Regions from separate parts of the Homo sapiens genome. Here region 2 is linked to region 1. Evidence: chromatin loops called from intact Hi-C (ENCODE). Cell type or tissue: MCF 10A. All regions are shown on one strand.

Region 1 (5,000 bases):
TTGGCTGTCCTGGATCTGGAGAGAAGGGAGCAAGTTTGCTCTTCTAGGGCTCTCCTTCTTCCCATTATGTGATTGGTGGGGTCTGAAACAGCCACTTCAAAATGACTTTGCCATACACATACAATGGAATATTATTCAACCATAAAAAGGAAGAAAATGTGGACACAACCCACAACATGGATCAACCTTGAAGACATTATGCTAAGTGAAATAAGCTAGACACAAAAGGACAACTACTCTATGATTCCACTTATTGAGGAACTTAGAGTAGTCAAATTCATAGAGACAGAAAGAAGAATGGTGGCTGTCAGGGCTGAGGGGTGGGGGAATATGAAGTTGTTATTTCAGTTTGGGGTGATAGAAAGCTCTGGTGATGGATGAGGGTGATGGCTACACAACAGTGTGAAAGTACTTAATGCCACTGAATTGTACACTTAAGATGGTTTAAATGGTAAATTTTACATTATGTATATTTCACCATAATAAAAAATAAACAAAAAACAAAAAACTTTGCACTGAAATGGAAATGGCCAATTTTATGTTGAAGCCAGAAAGTTTTACAGATTGGAGGGAAGATGGTGTCAATTCAGAGGTGAGTAAACTGAGCTCCAGGAGGTGAAGCTCACAGCCGGAGGCCCAGCCAGGACTAACACCTAAGCTCCTTAAGCTCCCAGGCCATTGCTCCTCCCGTAACAGCGTTAACAGCCCAGGTTTCATGGGAGATACATAAGTTACATGGCCATTCTCTGGTGTTCCTACAACATTAAAATGCCTTCCTTAGATCAGTGACCACTTTTGTTTGTTTGTTCAGCTGCTTGACTCCCCAACCCCCTACTCACAATAAGCTCCTTGATCCCAAGATCCATGTCTTTTTTTTTTTTTTTTTTTTTTTTTTTTGAGATGGAGTCTCACTCTGTTGCCAGGCTGGAGTACAATGGCACAATCTTGGCTCACAGCAACCTCCACCTCCCGGGTTCAAGCGATTCTGCTTCCTCAGCCTCCTAAGTAGCTGGGATTACAGACATGCACCATCACACGTGGCAAATTTTCTATATTTTTAGTAGAGACGGAGTGTCACCATGTTGGCCAGCCTGGTCTTGAACTCCTGACCTCAGGTGATCCACCCGCCTCGGCCTCCCAAAGTGCTGGGATTATAGACATGAGCCACAGCACCCAGCCAAGATCCATGCCTTTTTATCTTTGTATTAACACCTAGCAACTTGCCCAGCATATCACCAAACCTGAATAAGTATTGTTAAAGGAATAAACAGGCTGGGTCCAATGGCTCACGCCTGTATTCCCAGGGCTTTGGGAGGCCAAGGTGGGCGGATCACCTGAGGTAGGGAGTTCGAGACCAGCCTAGCTAACATGGTGAAACCCCATCTCTACTAAAAATACAAAAATTAGTTGGGTGTGGTGGCACATGCCTGTAATCCCAGCTACTTGAGAGGCTGAGGCACAAGAATTGCTTGAACCCGGGAGGCAGAGGTTGCAGTGAGCCAAGATGGTGCCACTGCACTCCAGCCTGGGTGACAGAGTAAGAATCAATCTCAAATAAATAAATAAATAAATAAATGAACAAGCCACCTATCAGCAGTTATAGGTTGCTCAGCCTTGAAAACAAGTATCAGGAAGAGGATGGTTCATTATCTTATTCGTCAGTCCTTGAATATTGGGTGGGAATCCAATTGCAAAGAAAATACTGTATCATTTTGTTTTGTTGTTTTTAAACCCAGATTTGGAGTTTGAAGAATAAATCAATACTCACATTCATGCAAAGTAATATAAAGATATGTTTCTAATTTTATTAGGGAACAAAGACAAACAATAACAACTTGTTCCTTTGGCCACCTCTTCATTTTGTACTTTGCAATGCCCAGATGCTGTTTTCTCAGCCGGAAAGATGAAGTTTGGTGCCCTCTTGTGGTCTTCCATTTTTTAAAAGAGAAATGCAAGAAGTTTTGTCCTGGGAAATTTGGATCCAGGAAATAGCATCTTGCTTCTCTCTGGAGGAAAACTGCTTCCTTGAGACTCATTGCTTCTGATACTAACCATGCTTTTAAACAATTTTAAATCAGAATATCCTACCTGCCAAAGATGTAGTCAGGGTGGTTGTGATGTCTTTGTTGGTAACCCAGGAATGTATTTGAGTCCTGCGGAGTTGCTCTAAAGAAAGAGAATTAACATACATGAGATCAGAATTAAAACCCTTTTATAATTCCATAGTGCTAGATCACATCCATGTGTCATATAAGGACCTTCATGATCCAGCCCACAAATTTAACTTCATTTTCCTCTCTCTCATGTCCTCCTCATCCTCATGTCCCCTTGGTTAAAAACATTTGTCTATTTCTCTCTTGGTGCCTCTACCTCCTCCCAGTCTCTATAACGGCTGACAACTGATTGTACTTTGCTTTGTATTTATCCGAATCCGTCACTAATGGTTGTGCTTTTGAGCACAGAGTTTTGGTCTTGAGGAAGTAACTACATATTCCCAGCCACCCAATGCTTAGCACAAAGTTGCAGTAAATGTCGATTGAATTACTATAAACTGAAGAGCAAAGCAGAAAATCATATGGAAGCAAAGAACAGTGAAAAACTAGTAGTTGTCTCCAAGGACTCCAAGATTCTTCTCCCTTTTTCACTGCACTATGTGATCTGTTATTTGGTACAGAGACTATAAAGGCAGCATCACTTCCATGAAGTCTGCAGATCCCCTAGACCAAAAGGAGATAAAAAGATACATTTTCCATGGCCACTGTATGTTTTTTAGAAAGCTTTAGTAAGTCAAACTAACCCCTTAATGTAATGGAAACCTAAAGAGAGCTGAAAGCACTGTGATATTCCTCCCATATAAATATATGAGGATGATAGGACTCAGTGTATTGATAAAGAAATGAGCTTAGAGAGACGTTGCTTGCCCTAAGCCACACAACCCAAAATTGATGGCATGCGGACTGGAATATGGACCCCTGACTCCAGTCCCATGCACTGTTCATCATGTGGTGCAGTACTTCCTCTGGGCAGGGAACTCTATTCCTGCACTGGACGTGTGGGCTCTCCGTGCACACACATATACAAAATATTTTAGTAAATGTTGAAAATTATTTACATACAGCAGGAGGCCATCACTAACCAGGCTTCCACACTTCCAGTTTCCAACTAAAACAAAACAAAACAAACAAAAACAAACCCATGCCATGAAAACAAATGAACAAAACCACTAACCACACTCCCATGGGCCCAGCAGAGTAGCAAGAGTGCTTTGGAGGAATCTGGACACTTGAGACTGCATGGGAATCCATGCTCTGCCACGCAGTTCACTCCTCTCTGCCTTCATTTCCTCATATACAAAATAGGTAAGAAATTGTGTGTAGCGGCCAGGAGCAGTGGTTCACACCTATAATCCCAGCACTTTGGGAGGCCAAGATGGGCAGATCACTTGAGGTCAGGAGTTTGAGACCAGCCTGGCCAACATGGTGAAACGCTGTCTCTACTAAAAATACAAAAATTAGCTGGGCATGGTGGCACTTACCTGTAATCCCAGCTACTCTGGAGGCTGAGGCAGGAAAATTTCTTGAACCCGGGAGGTGGAGGTTGCAGCGAGCCGATATCACAACACTGCACTCCAGCCTGGGGCAACAGAGCAAGACTCTGTCTCAAAAACCAAACAAAACAAAGTATAGTTTGTGTTTTCTTTTTCTGGACAATTGTCTACACTGGTGAAATTCACTGCACATTATTTTATTTTTCTTTATATTAGCTACAGTCTTTGATGGATGATTTTTTTTCCACTAGTAATATTTTACTTTCTTCTTACAATAAATTATAAATACTTTTTCCACATATCAAAGTTCATCAAAGAACTCCCAAAATTAATCTTCTTCATCCTTCAGGAATTATTTATTCACACAGCAGACCACCATTTCATATTTTAAATCCTAGGGCTCTCATGCATTCCTTGTGGGCCTCAATTAGATGTCCACAGTGTTCTTCTCCTTTCTCGATGATACACGCATCGCGTGCCTTCTTGGTCTCCGGGCAAGTGCAGCAGGGCTTCAGCGGCCTCTTCTCCTGAGACTCAGGCAGGGCAGGGTTTGAGTCAACCAGACCCGGCATCTTTCGCGCCAAAAGCAGCTATGAGCGGAGACAGCCAAATCTATGCCAGCCTCGGCAAACGCCAATTCGTCCGATTTCTTTAAATTAAAGTTGATTGCACCTACTGTGCTATACATATCAGCAAGACCATCTCATCCTTCTCCCTCTCTTGGTTTCAAAATTAAGAAGTCATTTTAATTCTGTCACTCCAGATAAGCTCTTCTGTAATGCTCTATATATCCCATTTCCAAAGGTCAGGGGCTCAAGGCTCAGACTCTTGTCAATGTGGAAAAGGAAGCTCTGCCTGTTTGCTTCTGAGAGGCAGCTGTTCTCTGAAAACATCTACCCCAAAGGGAAGCGTGGGGGTGGGGGAGAACTGATTGCCTTTGATTACTTTTATACCCCTGTAACTGGCTTTAACTCTCTGACTTTTCATCTCTTTCAATACCAGTTCATGATACAAATATCCCTTGACGGATTGGGGAACTAATAGTGCCCTCTGGCCAACTCACTTCTGTATCCCAAAAGAGCCAATAGCAATCACAGCTTCCCAAGCACAGCCTGGCGCCTACCCTTCACTGCTGCATGTGGTGGTGTTTCTCCTTTATCTTAACACACACATTATCCTAATCAGGTGGGATTTGCCTGGCTTTTAAGCAATAGTCCTATCAGACAGTGTTTGTTTTCTTCCTGGAAATAGAAAGGATTGCTTCTGCCAGAGCAAGGGATTAAATCTTTATTTGGAAGCAGTCAACAAACACATTTGTAGTGAGATCTTTGAACTAAGCATCTTAGAAGCATTAACCCTTTTGATACCATCTGAAAGAGAAACTGAGCTAAACGCTTCCTGGAAAAAGACTAAAAATTAAGCTTGGTAGTAACCAAATTAGATGGCTACTGAG
Region 2 (5,000 bases), 130 kb before region 1:
AAAATGGCACAGCTGCAAATGTACATAGGTAGGTATGGTTAACACTCAGCCTAGAGTAGGGATAATGGCAGAAGTAAGGCTGAATAGACTGTTAAGGGTCTCTGTAAACAGAACCCTGAGGATGCAGGCTACTGAAGGTTTTTAAATAAGAAAGTAACAGGAAGAATCTCAATGGAAGGAAGATTACTGATTACAGTGAATCTGCCTAATACAAAATTTCACTCCACAAGTAAATGTTATTGTAACAAGGGCTAAGATGTATTTTGAAAAAGTAGCTAACATCGTTGGAGTTGTTGGATTAAGCTCACAATACAGAGATTTTCTCAAGGTGTTAATATCGTTTTTCTTTTTGCTTCATCCTTACTAAAGCAGATTCTGTTACCAGTATAAACAGCTGAATTCTAACTTTGCAAGGAGGCTCCCCTACCTCATCTGTCCAGTCTTCCCCCCATCTCAGGACATTTTCATAACGAAAACCCTCCATGCTTCACTGATAGCCTGTAAGACTTTTCAACTCTGTGGATCCCCTAAAATTCTCAGCAAGCTCAAACCACCATTTTAAGAGGCATTCATGTTCTCTCACCAACGAAAAATGAAAGAGCATTCCCTGAAAATGGAATGCAATAGCCCCGTCTTAATGAGTAGGGATGGGTTAGGAAATAAGAGAAACTGAGGACTGCCAAAGTGCTGCCATTCTGAAACTAAGTTAAGTGGGCCCTGGCCAATTCCCAAAGTGCTTTCCTTAATAAGGCATGGAACACTTCCATACTCAAATCCACATCAGTCAAATCAAACACCAGAGAACAAAACAAATGAAGGAGGCTTTTATAATGGAGTGTTCTATTTTGTCCACAAACTTTATAATCTAATATAAATTCAATCTTGCAGAAAAGGTATTGCAAGTTAAAAACAGGGCCTGGGTGTAGTGGCTCACACCTATAATCCCAGCACTTTGGGAGGCTGAGGCAGGAGGATCATTTAAGGCCAGGAGTTCAAGACCAGCCTGGGAAACATAGAGAGACCTCATCTCTATAAAAAATAGAAAAATTGTCTGGGTGTGGTGGCATGTGCCTGCACTTCTAGCTGCTCAGGAGGCTGAGGCGGGAGGATCGATTGAGCCCAGGAGTTTGAGGCTGCAGTGAGCTATAACTGCACCACTGTACTCCAGCCTGGGTGACAGAGTGAGACTCTGTCTCTAACGATAAATAAATAAATAATAAAAAACAGAGATGGGGAGGGGGGAGGGATAGCATTAGGAGACATACCTAATGCAGATGACGAGTTAATGGGTGCAGCACACCAACATGGCACATGTATACATATGTAACAAACCTGTACGTTGTACACATGTACCCTAGAACTTAAAGTATAATAAAAAAAAAAGAAAAAGAAAAAAAAAAAAAACAGAGACAGGGTACACAAATTATTCTTTGAGTCAAGAAAAGGGGGCGGGGCAGCAGTGGTGGAACAAATGATCAGATTGGCACAATTCCTAAGGAAAGGTGACAGACTTAAACATATCCCTAGAGGAAGAAGTTGACTCTGAACAAACAAAAAAAGCACCAAAAAGCGACCCTCCAAGGATGAGTAGACTTTATAAAGGAAGCTAGAGATTGGCCACTTTGCCTTACTGGTACTAAAAATCTAACATTTTATAGACATTTTATTTAAGACTCTTAAATTAATCATATTTGTGGCTTTCCTTATCCTGCAAAATATTTACTTTCTCCCCATTACAATCCTTTTATTAAATATGTCTTTCCCCACCATTACCATCTCTATGCCAAAGCCCCTACTCAGTCTACACATTCTAATAACCACAAGCATTATCTTTCACCAAGATTGTGCATTATTATTATCATTCAATAAAAAATTGCTCCCAAGATGAGGCAGGATTGCACTAAACACACCAGATGATAAGTCCCCAGCTCATATGGAATCTACAGCCCACCACCAGCTGCTCTCAGTGGAAGGATAATGTAAAGCTCAGCCTGAAACCACTTGCCCAATTACAGTGCATGCAAATGACAGACTGGCATCTTTTAACTACACTAAAAGCTTCCAGCCCAGCTTACTCTGGGACATGTGCCAGTGGGATGAGCTATTACACCACGAGTCTCTCCCCAAATGCTATTTTCCCAAAAGGCTTCAGCTCACTAAGCTCTGAGCAGTACGACGCAACAGCAAAGCTGCTCTACTGAAATTACTAATTTCAAACTCTTTAAAGAAGCTGAAGCAAAAAGGTAAAACGTTCTCAACAGAAAAGCCAACTTTATCACAGTGCTCCTAACTGTTGCTGGAAAATTCTGAGGACTGTCATGTTGTTTAAATTAGCAAGTAATTTTCTTAGCTTGATTCTCAGCAAAAATTATTTTCAATACACAAACTAGCCCCAAAAAATAGAATTTCCTTTTTCCTGTCACCTTACAGGTTCTCAGTTCCTTAGCAGTTCCCCTTGAATTTATTTAAAAAGCAGCATTATTTGAGTGGTACTAGTTGTACTAAAATAGTGGTACTAGTTTAGGACTAAACTTGCATGGAAGCAGGAAAAGAGTGAGGAAGCTCTACTGACACTGGAAATACAAACCACTTTCTGCAAGTTAATGCCTGCTTCTAGAGACAGTGTCAGGATTTGCACTGATTTTTAATGAGCTTCTACAGGCAATACACTTGCAGATGCTTGCCTGTTAGGAAAGATGCAAATTACACCCACCCAAGCTGAAGTGAATGAAAATCTATTTAATAGTGGAGACTGAACAACGATAGATTGTGTCTTATTTCCTTTGCAGGGTTCTAGTGTCACTAAGTTAATGGTATACTCTATTAACCAGGCAGGTGGTTGGCCAACTGGAATTCAATCAACACAGAATATACAGGATACCTCGCCTTGGGGGGAAAAAAAAAAAAAACCCATAGAAATTAGTGGGCTTGTTTAGATAAGTATATTATTATACAAATGTTTTATCACAGGGCTTCTCTAAATAGCAACTCCTATTGGCACATTCCATTTAATTCAGTTTATTCAAGACTGATTTACACACAATCTTACATAAACATTTCTATTACATAAGGAAGAATAATGTAATGTTTGCTTTATGTTTGGAGTCCAGTGTCTGGAACACAGACATAATAAGCCTGTATCTTATCCGTCTTTTAAATCCCTAGCATTTAAGAGTACAGAGAAGGGACTAGATAAATGTCTGCAGGATTAAGAGATGAAAGCAAACGTCTCAAAACAACACCTCCTCCCACTTGATGACTTCTTTTTTGTTATAATACAATATACAAAAAATAACAATTGTCTTAAAAATTATTTTTACTGATTACAATGAAGCTACTAACTCTCTTATTATACTGCGCTTTATATAATTGTATAATATCCAGGGTATTACAAAGTGAAATTTACTCAGTTGCAAACGCTGTAAAAGTCTGGTGTAAGATTTTCTTTTTTCTAAGAAATCTAGTTAGAGCAATGGGAAACAAGCAATGCAGAACCCCTTCCTGACTCACCTAGACTTTATCAAAGCTTTCCAACTAATGCCTTACCCCAATCTCTCCCCTTTTCTAATGCCACTGCAATTAACCCATTAAGATACAAATGAAAGCCTGTCACTCTCCTGCTCAGTAACCTTTTCTTGTTTTCTGCTGCCCCAGACTAAGATCTCAACTTGATTATATAGCATTCAAGCACCCTGCACTCAGAACTGAGCTCTAGCAAGTCAGCTGCATTTCCATTCATTTGACAAATGTGCATGGCATTTCCTACCAGACTCTAGAGTTAAGGCACCATTCTGCACTGAGGCCACTCACAGCTAAGTGGGAAAGATGGATGTATGAACAGATGCAGAAAATCCACTGTGGTACCTGCAACACACCTCCCACATACTGGCAAAAGGCATTTTGCAGGCAGAGAAATATCTGATTCACTGTATTTACATGACACTAGCGGAACGCATGTTAGAGAGTAAGAGAAAGATGAAAGTATCAAAAAATGTGCTCATACACATCCCTACTTTGGGACCCCAAACATCTTGGTTCTGAGGCATAAAACATGAAAAGCAGGGTCTTCTAGGAGGAGGCCAGGTATGAGCAAGGAAAAGGACTAAGGCCCAGTCCCTGTTCTAAGAGCCAACGATGACACCCAAAACAATAGCTTAAACACAGTCAGACTCAATGAATTAGATTACATCTCTTCCATAAGCCAAGAAAGGTAATGATATGTCCCCCATAACATTTCAGCATGTGATATAAAGGAGTTAATTATCTTTAGTCAATGATTTACTCAATGTCTCTGTAAAATGCGAAAAGCTATGTTAACTTAGTACAGTCATACCAAAATTCAAATTAAATGTGAAGCATGGGAATGTCCTACTCAAAAAGCAAAATTTTCCACATATAGTTATGCCAATAGCAAGTCCCCATGGACTTCAGTTACAGAACTCAACACTGCTTCAGAAAAATGTTTCAGATCATAGCCAGGGCCCTTCACCACTGCATGGCTCCCGTTCTGATTAATGACCTAACCAGAAGTTTTGCAATAATTAATACACACTCTCCCTTGAACCCCACACCTGTTTCTAGTGGAGAATACTACAGACTTTCATTTTACTCTATACTTCTCATTTTTTTAGTGAATAACTGAATATAAAGGCACATACCATGGAACAGTGGACATAGCATGTCCTCATCAGCATAAAAACAAGAAGAACAAAATTATATGCTTTTTTTTTTTTTTGAGACAGGTTCTTACTGTCACCTAGGCTGGAGTTCAGTGGCACAATCTCAGCTGACTGCTACCTCCAGCTCCTCGGCTCGAGTGATCCTACCACCTCAGCCTCACAAGTAGCTGGGGCTACAGAATAACATGCTTTTGTATTGGTAGTATGCAGAAGGATATGCAAGAAACTGGTAACACTGGTTGCCTGGGGATAGGCCACTGGGTAGCTGTGGATAGGCCTGGGAAGGAGTTTGGACTCTATACCTTTTCCTACTTGTCAAAT

What was found. Hi-C counts contacts between places; a loop is a spot of excess contacts. Peaks named below come from ENCODE experiments on the same cell type or tissue, not always from the same donor. Only the 100,000 strongest peaks of a DNase experiment are listed, where the experiment ranks them.
Region 2: it touches region 1 in a loop (4-fold over the local background); 2 of 110 quality-filtered maps call a loop at or near these places.

Annotation. Positions count from the first base shown.
Region 1 is chr13:46,490,049-46,495,048 of GRCh38, reverse strand. It overlaps LOC124903171 (a long non-coding RNA gene), which reads right to left and starts at 2,213. Exons shown (of 2, transcript XR_007063786.1): 1 at 2,089-2,213; 2 at 1,781-2,006. It also overlaps the pseudogene COX17P1. In MCF 10A, CTCF peaks have their summits at 1,698 and 1,899 (motif pointing left); a DNase peak (open chromatin) is centred at 1,918.
Region 2 is chr13:46,620,098-46,625,097 of GRCh38, reverse strand. The region is part of intron 1 of LRCH1 (leucine rich repeats and calponin homology domain containing 1); the gene reads right to left. Among named protein-coding and RNA genes, the nearest start is that of LRCH1, 69 kb to the right of the region's middle. In MCF 10A, no CTCF peak of the experiment used is centred here; a DNase peak (open chromatin) is centred at 2,087.